Regions from separate parts of the Homo sapiens genome. Here region 2 is linked to region 1. The links are chromatin loops, found by intact Hi-C in ENCODE. Cell type or tissue: heart left ventricle. All regions are shown on one strand. Each heading gives the region's core, and the rest is flanking DNA. Links, peaks and the distances in the headings are about the cores only. Region 1 holds the start of CFLAR-AS1 (CFLAR antisense RNA 1). Region 2 overlaps NDUFB3 (NADH:ubiquinone oxidoreductase subunit B3).

What was found. Hi-C counts contacts between places; a loop is a spot of excess contacts. Peaks named below come from ENCODE experiments on the same cell type or tissue, not always from the same donor. Only the 100,000 strongest peaks of a DNase experiment are listed, where the experiment ranks them.
Region 2: a loop joins it to region 1, with 2.3 times the contacts of the local background. A loop is called at or near these places in 60 of 110 quality-filtered maps.

Annotation. Positions count from the first base shown.
Region 1 is chr2:201,154,640-201,159,807 of GRCh38, forward strand. All of the region lies in intron 8 of CFLAR (CASP8 and FADD like apoptosis regulator), which reads left to right. It overlaps CFLAR-AS1 (CFLAR antisense RNA 1), which reads right to left and starts at 3,153. Exons shown (of 7, transcript NR_040030.1): 1 at 3,116-3,153. RefSeq lists enhancers at 3,452-3,531, 3,552-3,881. In heart left ventricle, for the core only: a CTCF peak has its summit at 3,888 (motif pointing left); a DNase peak (open chromatin) is centred at 3,629; H3K27ac peaks cover 1,974 bases.
Region 2 is chr2:201,082,037-201,089,220 of GRCh38, forward strand. NDUFB3 (NADH:ubiquinone oxidoreductase subunit B3) reads left to right here. Exons shown (of 3, transcript NM_002491.3): 3 at 3,423-3,714. The coding sequence ends at 3,579. Among named protein-coding and RNA genes, the nearest start is that of NDUFB3, 14 kb to the left of the region's middle. In heart left ventricle, for the core only: no CTCF peak of the experiment used is centred there; no DNase peak of the experiment used is centred there.

The DNA.
Region 1 (5,168 bases), core at 2,363-4,862:
CTCCCAGTGTCAGTGTGTTTCTAAAAGCCATTCCTTTTTATCTTTAGAGTTTAGCAGACTCTCTTCTACCTATCTTCCCTTCTCTCCTCAAAAAACCAGACTTTTATCCAAAAAGCATGCAAGTCCCCCAAGTATTTAAAGCTTTATTTCTTTGTTTGTCCAGTAAATGTTCGTTGAGGGCCTACTATGTGCAAAGCACCATGCTTGGCCCTGTGTGAAGCAAATATTAAGGCAATGAGGTGGAGTCTGATCTCAGAGCTGTGTTGTGCATGAAATAAGGTTATTCTTTGGTAGTTCTTTCTTGAGAAGAATTCTTATGGAGTTCAGTAACCTCTTCTTGAGGCAGAAGTAAATGCTCAGGGATTTGGGAACTAATTATCTCAGTTTGGTAGAATTGAAAAATAAGTCTTTGGTGTTGTGTCATCTGTGTCAGTGACAGCAAAGCTGGACCTGTGCTAGGCCCTGGTGGGTCATCTTTAAGCACTGGACTTTTATCTTGTTAGGAATATAGAAGCAAGCGTCTCACATCTCTGACAGATGGGCTTTACGGCTTGGCCTAAAGCTCTGGTTGTTTTTAAGGCCCTTGAATAAAAATAAAAGACGATGTTTGCAGATTTTAAGAGGAAGTTTTTTTTTTTTTTGAGACAGAGTCTCGCTCTGTCACCCAGGCTACTGGAGTGCAATGGCGTTATCTTGGCTCACTGCAACCTCTGTCTCCCGGGTTCAAGCGATTCTCCGCCTCAGCCTCCTGAGTAGCTGGGATTACAGGCACCCGCCATCATGCCCGGCTAATTTTTGTATTTTTGTAGAGATGGGGTTTCACCATGTTGGCCAGGCTAGTCTTGAACTCCTGACCTCAGGTGATCCGCCCGCCTCGGCCTCCCAAAGTGCTGGGATCACGGGGATGAGCCATCGCACCTGGCCAAGAGGAAGTATTTTTTTTTTCTATCCTGCTCTTTCTGAAAAGCTTGAACATTTTTCTGTACTTTCCTTTTCTTTTTTGAGACAGGGTCTTGCTCTATCACCCAGAATGGAGCACAGGGGTACAATCATGGCTCACTGCAGCCTTCACCTCCCGGGCTCAAGCAATCCTCTCACCTCACCCTCCCAAGTAGCTGGAACTACACACAGGCGCCACCACATCCATCTAATTTTTAAAATATTCTGTAGAGACAGGGTCTCACTATGTTGCCCAGGCTGGTCTCAAACTTCTGGGCTGAAGCAATCCTCCCACTTCAGCCTCCTGAGTGGCTGGGACTACAGGCACATGCTATCATGTCTGGCTAACTTTGTTTTTTATAGAGACAGGGTCTTTTGCTGTATTTCCCAGGGCGGTCTTGAACTCCTGGCTTCAAGTGATCTTCCTGCCTTGGCCTCCCAAAGCACTGGGATTATGGCCATGAGCCACCACGTAATCTTTGTTTTATGCGTATTTATAAGCTTTGCTTCCCCAACAAGATTATAAGCTCTTTGATTGAAGTACATCATATATTTGATATGTATTCTCTTGTCCAAGTGTTTCTGTAGGCAATAAGGGGAACTTTGTAAAACAAGAGTTTTCCGGTCAAGTAAATTTGAGAAGCGCTGCCTAATCTCTTCCCCCTCAGAGATTTGCAATGCATATTGACCTATTAAAGGCTCTGAGAATTCTTCCTGCGAAGAAACCTATTTTAGCCTTGTCCACCTTGCATTTCCCAAACACGTTTGACCTCAGAACTCCCTTTTTCACTAAGAATGTTTTGCCCATCTTATGTTTTACCCATGTGCTCTATAGCAGTTAACACTGGGCTTATTAAAGGTACTCAATATGTGATTGTAAATTAACTGGTGAAGCATTCCCTCATTCTTGTTTATTTTATACATTTATTTAATGAAGCCCTTTTCATAGAAATTGTCAAGATAAATGTATCCTCATTTAGATCAAAACAAATTCTAAATTAATGAAGTCATGACATTTTACTGTATTTTGGTTTTTTTGGTTTATCTGTGAAGTCCTCAAACCTGTGAGTAGTGCTGACCCTAGCCTTGAATGAACAGCCCTGTACTAACTGCAAGGCCAGAAGAACCCCTGCCCTTCCCCTCCCCACCCCCCCACATCATTTCCAGAAGTTCTAAAGAACAGTTGAAATTTACGGAGATCAGACTGGGTTGAGTGTGGGATTTCCAGGGTGGGTTCTAGAAGGAGAAGTGGGTCTTCTGTAGTTTGTTGAAATTTTATTTTCCAAACCCAGCCCCCAAGTTTTTCTTCCTCTATTTATGTGCAAGGACAAAACAGTTACTGTCCTACCTACATAGGATATGGACTCTGTCTGCTCTGAGCCCATTTTAGTTTAGAATATAGAGACCTCCCTCCAGGTCCTAAGAGAGAGATTCCATGAGAGATGTGCAACACCATAAGGTTGGTGATTTGTACTTTGAAATGGCTGCCTTTATTTCCTTTAAAGTCAATATCTTATATTTGAATAAACACAGTTTGCAAAGCATCTTTACAGAAATCTCATTGGATCCTCACGGTCACCTTTTTTCTGAGACAGAGTCTCACTCTTTCACCCAGGCTGGAGTGCAGTGGAGCGATCTTGGCTCCTCCACTTCCTGGGCTCGAGTGATCCTCCTTCCTTAGCCTCCCAAGTAGCTGGGACCACAGATGCGTGCCACCATGCCCAGCCAATTTTTGTATTTTTGGTAGAGATGGGGTTTCGCCATGTTGCCCAGGCTGGTCTCAAACTCTGCAGCTCAAGCAATCCACCCGCCTTGGCCTCCCAAAGTGCTGGGATTACAGGTATGAGCCACTGTACCCTGCCCTCACAGTCACCTTTTGAAGAACCTCCTGCTCAAGAGATCCTCCTGCCTCAGCCTCCTGAGTAGCTGTGATGACTACAGGCTTGTACTACCATGCCTGGCTAGTTTTTTTATTTTTTGTAGAGACGGGGTTCCCTGTGATGCCCAGGGTGGTCTCAAACTCCTGAGCTCAAGCCATCCTCCCACCTCAGCCTCCCAAAGTGCTGGGATTGTAGGTGTGAGCCACTGCACCTGGCCAAGCATTAGTTTTAATCTTGTTTTATAGATGAATAAACTGGGGCTGACTCAAACTGACTCAAAGTCACACTGTCATTACCTTTTTGATCCTGTACGTTAGACTGGGCTGTATGCATGTTCTTGCTGGCGCAATAAAGTTGCAAGTGCCAGCTAACAGCCCTTCCCACTCCACCTCACCACCTCATAGAGGAAAATTGTGACGTTAATGGGAAATGTCAGCGGTAATGTCTTCAGGCTGGGCCTGTGGAGTGACTCCCTTGCCACAGGATATTTAAGCAATGCTGTGTCTTGTCTGAGGCTCAGACCTGCTATTCTTATTGGCACTTGGGACCTGCATGGTTTTTGGCTTCACCTCCAGCTTTAGCCATTTTTCTTCTGTTCTTTTAGGTAAGGATTTTCTGCCCCAGACCTCAGATTCCCATTTCCTTCCTAGCTTCTCTGCTGTTATAGCTCAGTCTCTTCCAAGACCATGCAAGATTCAGACCCTAGTAGGAGGAGATGGAGGAACTAGGACTTAAACCCACATCTTGTGATTCCAAGGCTGGTTCCTCTTTTGCCCTGCACCACACAGCTGTCTGCTCACAGTCATGTGACAGGGGCTTCCCCAGCCAGAACCTCCAGGGAGCACAAATAAAGGAAAGAGCTGGAAGGCACAGTACAGCATTTGTTCTGTCCAAGCCTTACATATCAGCATGGGCAGGGAGAATGTGGTGAAGTTTTCTTTCAAGGACTTTGTTTGATAAGGAAGGACATTTATCAGTGAAGAGAGGTTTTGAGGGAAGTGAACCAATCTTGAGATAAGTACACAAAAGAGCTTTGAGTCTGGTGTTTCCCTGTTTGCTTCTGCCCCCTGGAGGAGCAAATACTCCATGATTAGAGACGTGTGAGTCCTTTGGAATAGAATAGCAGTGATGGAACTGGAGTCCTAGTCCAGGTTCTCTCCTTGTTCAGCCTGGATTCAGCACTGGGTATCGAAACAAGCCTGCACCCTCAGAGGAGATGGCTAGGGGACAGTGCGTCCAGGCCTCTTCTACCACACAGAGTTTTCTTTTTTTTATAAAGGGTATACACATTTAAAATTTAATGATACTCCCAAATTGCTCTTCAAAAAGGCTGTGCAAAATTACAGTCCTGATAACAGCTACCCAGAGATCCTGTAACGGCATTTGCCCTCATCATTATTATTATTATTATTATTATTATTATTATTATTTGAATTTGAGACGGAGTTCTGCTCTGTTGCCCAGGCTGGAGTGCAGTGGCGCAATCTTGGCTCACTGCAACCTCTGCCTCCCGGGTTCAAGCAATTCTCCTGTCTCAGCCTCCCTAGTAGCTGGGATTACAGGTGAGCACCACCACGCCTGGCTAATTTTTGTATTTTTAGTAGAGACGGGGTTTCACCATATTGGCCAGACTGGTCTCGAACTCCTGACCTCAGGTGATCTGCCCGTCTCGGCCTCCCAAAGTGCTAGGATTACAGATGTGAGCCACTGGGGCTGGTTGCCCTCACTATTTAATGGGTTATTTGCAACCTGTGAATCATGTCTCCTATTTCCTTGTTAATGATGCTTATTGATTATAGACTTAGGAATATCAGCACCTCCTTTGTAGCTCTTCATTCTTACATGATATAATAATTAATTTTTTTTTTTGAGACAGAGTCTCACTCTGTTGCCCAGGCTGGAGTGCAGTGTCACAATGTTGGCTCACTGCAACCTCCACCTCCTGGGTTCAAGCGATTCTCCTGCCTCAGCCTCCTGAGTAGCTGGGACTACAGGTGCGTGCCACTACACCTGACTAATTTTTGTATTTTTAGTAGAGACAGGGTTTCGCCATGTTGGCTAGGCTGGTCTTGAACTCCTGACCTCAGGTAATCTGCCCGCCTCAGCCTCCCAAAGTGCTGGGATTACAGGTGAGCCACTGCGCCCAGCCAATAATTCATTGTTTAATCCTTAGTTGTGGGCCAAGCAAAGGAGAAAAGTAAGAAGCCTTTTCCTTTTACCGATAGGAAAGGTCAAAGGACTTACCTGGTGAATTATTTACCTAAAAATGTATACAAATCACTCCAAAATTTAGTGGCTAAAAACAACAGTACTAATTTAATTATATCTTCACAGTTACTAATTTAATTA
Region 2 (7,184 bases), core at 1,763-4,262, 73 kb before region 1:
CGATATCCTGACCTCATGATCCACCCACCTCAGCTTCCCAAAGCGCTGGGATTACAGGCATGAGCCACCGCGCCAGGCCTAATTTTTGTATTTTTTTGGTAGAGATGGGGTTTCACCATGTTGGCCAGGCTGGTCTTGAACTCATGACCTCAAGTGATCCGCTCGCCTCAGCCCCCCAAAGTGCTAGGATTACAGGTTTGAGCCATCAGGCCTGGCGTTGTTTGTTTGTTTGTTTGTTTGTTTGTTTTGGGAGATGGAGTCTCCGTCGCCCAGGATGGAGTGCAATGATGCCGTTTTGGCTCATTGCAGCCTCTACCTCGTGGGCTGAAATCATCCTCCCACCTCAGCCTCCCGAGTAGCTGGGACTACAGGTGCATGCCGCCATGCCCAGCTAATTTTTGTATTTTTTGTTGAGACGAGGTTTTCCTGTGTTGCCCAGGCTGGTCTCAAAATCCTGAGCTCATGTGATTTGACCACCTCAGCCTCTCAGAGTGCTGGAATTACAGATCTGAGCTACAGCACCCAGCTTGAATTATTTTAATTTTTGATGCTATTGTAAATAGTATTTTAAAATCTCAACTTCCAGTTGTTCATTGCTAATACTTGTAAACACAGTTGACTTTTATATGTTGAGTTTATATCTTGTTACCTTGCTAAATTCACTTTTTTTTTTTTTTTTTTTTTTTTTGAGACGGAGTCTCACTCTGTCGCCCAGGCCGGACTGCGGACTGCAGTGGCGCAATCTCGGCTCACTGCAAGCTCCGCTTCCCGGGTTCACGCCATTCTCCTGCCTCAGCCTCCCGAGTAGCTGGGACTACAGGCGCCCGCCACCGCGCCCGGCTAATTTTTTGTATTTTTAGTAGAGACGGGGTTTCACCTTGTTAGCCAGGATGGTCTCGATCTCCTGACCTCATGATCCACCCGCCTCGGCCTCCCAAAGTGCTGGGATTACAGGCGTGAGCCACCGCGCCCGGCCGCTAAATTCACTTTTTAGTTCAAGTAGATTTTTTTTACAGATTTCTTAGAATGTTCTTCATAAACAATCATTCTGTCTACAAATACATTGTTACTTCTTCCTTTTCAATCTGTAAACTTTTTATTTCTTTTTCTTGCATTTTTGTACTGGCTAACACCACTACTATAATGTTGAATGAAAGTGGTGGACGTCCTTGCCTTATTCCCAACTGGGAGAAAACATTTGGTGGGTCACCACTTAGTATGATGTTTCTTACAGTGATCTCCTAGGTGCCTTTTATCAAGATGAGGAATTTCTCTCTATTTCTAGATTACTAAGTGTTTCATTGTTTATTATTTCTTTTTTTTTTTTTTTTTTTTGAGACAGAGTTTTGCTCTTGTTGCCCAGGCTGGAGTGCAATGGCGAGATCTTGGCTCACCGCAACCTCTGCCTACCAGGTTCAAGCGATTCTCCTGCCTCTGCCTCCCGAATAGCTGGGATTACAGGCATGTGCCACCACACCCGGCTAATTTTGTTTTTTTAGTAGAGACTAAAACGTTGGCCAGGCTGGTCTCAAGCTCCCGACCTCAGGTGATCCACACGCCTCGACCTCCCAAAGTGCTGGGATTACAGGCCTGAGCCACCGTGCCCATCCTGTTATTACCATTAATGGATATTGGATTTTGTTAAATGCTTTTTCTGCATCTATTGAGATGTTCATAGTTTTTCCTTTTTATTCTGTTAATATGGCGAGTTACTTCTATTAATTTTCAAATATAAACAAATCTTGCATTCCTGGAGTGAACCCTACTTCATTATGATGTATTACCATTTTTATATGCTGTCGGATTCAGTTTTCTAAAATTTTGTTAAGAATATTTGCACCAGGTGTGGTGGCTAATGCCTGTAATCCCAGCACTTTGGGAAGCCAAGGCAGGCGGATCACTTAAGGCTGGAAGTTTGAGACCAGCCTGGCCAACATGGCAAAACCCTGTCTCTACTAAAATTACAAAAATTGGCCGGGCGCGGTGGCTCATGCCTGTAATCCCAGCACTTTGGGAGGCCGAGGTGGGTGAATCACAAGGTCAGAAGTTCGAGACCAGTGTGGCCAACATAGTGAAACCCCGTCTCTACTAAAAATACAAAAAATTAGCTGGATGTGGTGGTGTGCGCCTATAATCCCAGCTACTGGGGAGGCTGAGGCAGGAGAATCCCGTGAACCCAGGAAGTGAAGGTTTCAGTTAGCCAAGATCGTACCATCGCACTCCAGCCCAGGCGACAGTGCGAGACTCCATCTCAAAAAAAAAAAAAATACAAAAATTAGTCAGACATGGTGGCGGGCACCTATAATCCCAGCTACTCAGGAGGCTGAGGCAGAGAATTGCTTGAACCTGGGAGGCAGAGGTTGCAGTAAGCTGAGATCACACCACTGCACTCCAGCCTGGGCAACAGATTGAGACTCTGTCATAAATAAATAAACAAACAAACAAACAAAAATTAGCGGGCATGGTGGTGTGTGCCTGTAATCCCAGCTACTTGGGAGGCTGAGGTGGAAGAATCACTTGAATCCAGAAGGTGGAGGTTGCAGTGAGCTGAGATTGTGCCACTGCTCTCTAGCCTCAGTGACAGAGCAAGACTCCATCCGCCCCCGCCAAAAAAAGAATATTTGCATCTATGTTCATGAGGGATAGTATTCTGTAGCTGCTTTTCTTCTAACATCTTTGTCTGGTTTTGGTATCCCAATTAGATTTAATTAGCTCTCGTATTTCCTAAGTCATATTTCTAGAGTTAAATAGTTTTTGTTTTTCATAACATGATTTTTTCATTGGCTTGTCCTTATCAGACCAGAGCAGGGTATCAATCTTCCAAAATTCAGGCTGCTATGGTAGGGAGAAGCAGAGATCCTTTTGAATAGTAACAGTAATGTCAAGTGTTACATACTCCATACTCCTCTGCCAAAATATATCATGCATGAGCCTGTTTAGTCTTTATGATATTATAAAGTAGATAATAATCATCATTGAATAGAACAGGAAGCAGACCATGACAGGCTAAGCATCTTGCCCAGCCTACAAGATTGTGAATCTAATATAAGTGGCATACCAAAGATTAATACCAAGTCTCTAACTTCATCTTTCCGTGATGTTGTAATGACTAGTGTGGGCAGAGCCCATCTGACCTGTGACAGATAAGCTGACGTGAGTCTTGCATTTGAGGGTTCTGTAAAATCCTGAGGCATATGACTATTAAATGTGAAACCATCAAGTGTTTATTCTTCTATTTTATATGTGAAACTTGGGCATATACTTAATTATCCTATGCCACAGAAAGATTCCTATTGCGATTCACTTAAATGATCTTCTGTAGGGTAGCATTTAAGTCAATTAGAAAGATGAAAATTAAATGTCTTCAACGTATATACACACACGTTGTGTATGATTATAATTTTTTCTTTTTTTTTTTCTAGCAATGAAGCTTGGAGATACATGGGTGGCTTTGCAAAGAGTGTTTCCTTTTCTGATGTATTCTTTAAAGGATTCAAATGGGGATTTGCTGCATTTGTGGTAGCTGTAGGAGCTGAATATTACCTGGAGTCCCTGAATAAAGATAAGAAGCATCACTGAAGATAATACCTGGAAGCATCATAGTGGTTTCTTAACTCTCCAAAATAAGATTTCTTCTCTGTAGCCTACTTGTCTGGTTTATCCCTTACAGAATATTAGTAAGATTTAATCAATTAAAATATATATATATGCCAATCTGCTTTTGTCATTCTTAAAAAAAAAAAAGTGTCTCAAGCCATATCAGATTTGGTTTAGAATACATAGGGGGTTGGAGAACAGCAGTAGTGCGTTCTGCATATAGCAGGCAGGCATCATATATTTGGCTGAGCAAATGGGCATGTTCTAAGAAGTTTTTTTTTAATCTTTTTCTTTTTTTTTTTTTAACTAGTCCTGACCTAGCTGGCACTAACAAGTATTTAAATGGGAGTTGGCCTTGCTGTTTTTTTTTTGAGATGGAGTCTCGCTCTGTCACCCAGGCTGGAGTACAGTGGCGTGATCTCGGCTCACTGCAAGCTCTGCCTCCCGGGTTCACACCATTCTTCTGCCTCAGCCTCTCAAGTAGCTGGGACTACAGGCGCCCGCCACCATGCCCAGCTAATTTTGTTTTTGTATTTTCAGTAGAGACAGGGTTTCACCGTGTTAGTCAGGATGGTCTCGATCTCCTGACCTTGTGATCCACCCGCCTCAGCCTCCCAAAGTGTTGGGATTACAGGCGTGAGCCACCGCGCCTGGCTGGCCTTGCTGCTTTTATCATCCTCTTCAGATGGTTTAGAGGAACCCAGATTCTACTGCCCTTTTCTGGCTGACACATCCATGTATCATGTTCATTTTTCTTAATTGTGGTATTTTGTGGTATTTTCTACTCTTGCTTAGTCCTCTTAGTCCTTAGTCCTCATTGTTCTTATGTCATGAAAAACCTTACATTTTTTTCTTCTTTTTTTTGTTTTTTGAGATAGGGTTTTGCTCTGTCACCCAGACTGGAGTGCAGTGGGAGAGTGATCTTGGCTCACTGCAACCTCAGCCTCCCTGGGCTCAAGGGATCCTTCCACCATACCAGGCTATCTTTTTGTATTTTTAGTAGAGGTGGGGTTTCGCCTTGTTGCCCAAGCTGGTCTCAAACTCCTGGGCTCAAATGATCTACTTGCCTCAGCCTCCCAAAGTGCTGGGATTACAGGCATGACCCACCGCGCCTGACCTTTTTCTGTATTTCTAACAATAAACTAGACATTCTCCATGCCTGTAATCCCAACACTTTGGGAGGCTGAGGTGGGCAGATCACTTGAGCTCAGGAGTTGCAGACCAGCCTGGCCAACATGGTGAAACGCCAACTCTACTAAAAAAACAAAAATTAGCCAGACGTGGTGGCGGGCACCTGTAATCCCAAGTACTTGGGAGGCTGAGGCAGGAGAATCACTTGATCCCAGTAGGCAGAGGTTCCAGTGAGCCAAGATCACGCTACTGCACTCCAGCCTGGGTGACAGAGCACGACTCTGTCTCCGAAAAAACAAACAAAAAAAATAGATGTAACACTTATTGAGGAGGGGTGATAATTTTGTTTAAATAATGAAACAGAGAAAATCCCAATGTGAATTTTTTTCTTTTCTTTTTTTTTTTTTTTGGTTTGAGAATGAGTCTTTCTCCCAGCCTAGAGGGGTGGGCAGTGGCACAATCTCAGCTCACTGCAACCTCTAACTCCTGGGTTCAAGCGATTCTCCTGCCTCAGCCTGCCAGGTAGCTGGGATTTCAGGCACCCACCACCACGCCCAGCAAATTTTTGTATTTTTAGTAGAAACAGGTTTTGTCATGTTGGCCAGGCTAGTCTTGAACTCCTGATCTCATGTGATCCACCTGCCTTGGCCTCCCAAAGTGCTGGGATTACAGGTGTGAGCCACCGCACCCAAGGTGACTTTTTCTTCATAAATTTCTGTTTTTAAATGTAAAGCAATGCTAAAGTGAGATGAATTTCTAATAAACTGATAGTGGTAAATAGAATATGGTAATATGAAACATAAAAAAGACTCCATGCAAAAAAAGGAAAGCGTTTATTTTTTAATTTAGATAAAAATTTAATACATACTTTCTTCTCTGTGTTTTGTTTGTTTGTTGAGATAGGGTCTCACTCTGTTGCCCAGGATGGAATGCAGTAGCCCGATCGCAGCTCACCGCAACCTCCGCCTCCCAGGCTCAAGCAATCTTCCCACCTCAGCCTCTCAAGTAGCTGGGACTACAGGCGAGTGCCACCACAGCCAGCTAATTTTTTGTGTTTGTGGTAAAAACTGGATTTCACCATGTTGCCCAGGCTGTCTCAAACTCCTGAGCTCAAGTGATCCACCTGTCTCAGCCTCTCAAAGTGCTGGGATTACAGGTATGAGCCACCACGCCCCACCTGTCTTGTTTTTGTTTTTGGAATTTACAGTCTCTATCTTCCAGCAGGATACCAGAAGCAAAAGGAAAGAGTTTAAAAGGAAAAAGATCAATGGGACAAATAGAAATAGCAAGATGATAGATTTAACTTAACTATATTGATAATTATATTAAATGTAAATTGCCTAAAGTTTAAACTCTGAAACATTTCTTTTTTTTTTTTTTTTTTTTTTGAGACGGAGTCTTGCTCTGTCGCCCAGGCTGGAGTGCAGTGGTTAGATCTCAGCTCACTGCAACCTCCACCTCCCGAGTTCAAGCAATTCTTCTGTTTCAGCCTCCTGAGTAGCTGTGATTACAGGCACTCGCCACCTGCCCAGCTAATTTTTATATTTTTAGTAGAGACGGGGTTTCACCCTGTTGGCCAGGCTGGTCTCAAACTCCTGACCTCAGATGATCCACCCACCTCGGCCTCCCAAAGTGCTGGATTACAGGCGTGAGCCACCGCACCCAGCCCACTCTAAAACATTTCAATTAAAAGAGATGGCTGGGCACAGTGGCTCAGGCCTGTAATCCCAGCACTTTGGGAGGCCCAGGTGGGCGGATTACTTGAGCTCAGGAATTCAAAACCAGACCGGACAACATGGCAAAAACCCGTCTCTACAAAGAATACAAAAATTATACGAGTGTGGTGGTGCACACCTGTGGTCCCAGCTACTTGAGAGGCTGAGGTGGGAGGATGGCATGAGCCCAGGAGGCAGAGGTTGCAGTGATCCAAGATAATGCCACTGCACTACAGCCTGGGAGATAGCCTAACCCTGTCTCATAAATGAATTAATGAATGACAGAAATAATCAACTTCGGCAAAAAACAAGACCCATCTATAAACTGCCCATATGAAAACCCCAGTGAAAAGAATGTTGAAATATATTAATATCAAAGTAGATTTTAGAATGAAGACCATTACTTGTGAGAGAGACATTTCATAATAATGAAGGGGTCAGTTCATTAAGAGGATCTAAGAAATCTTAAGTGTTTATGCACAGAGCTTCAAAATATGTAAAGCAAAAACAAAGAAAACTTAGAGACCAAACAAAATTATGATATGTTTGGAGATTGCAACACTTCTTTCTCAGTTACTGATAGAAAATTCAAAATAGGGAAGGTGTGGTGGCCCACATCTATAATCCCAGCACTTTGGGAGGCCGAGGTAGGAGGATTACTTAAGATCAGGAATTCAAGACCAGCCCAGGCAACAGGACAAGACTCTGTCTCTAAAAACAAAAAAAGTTAAAAAAAATTAG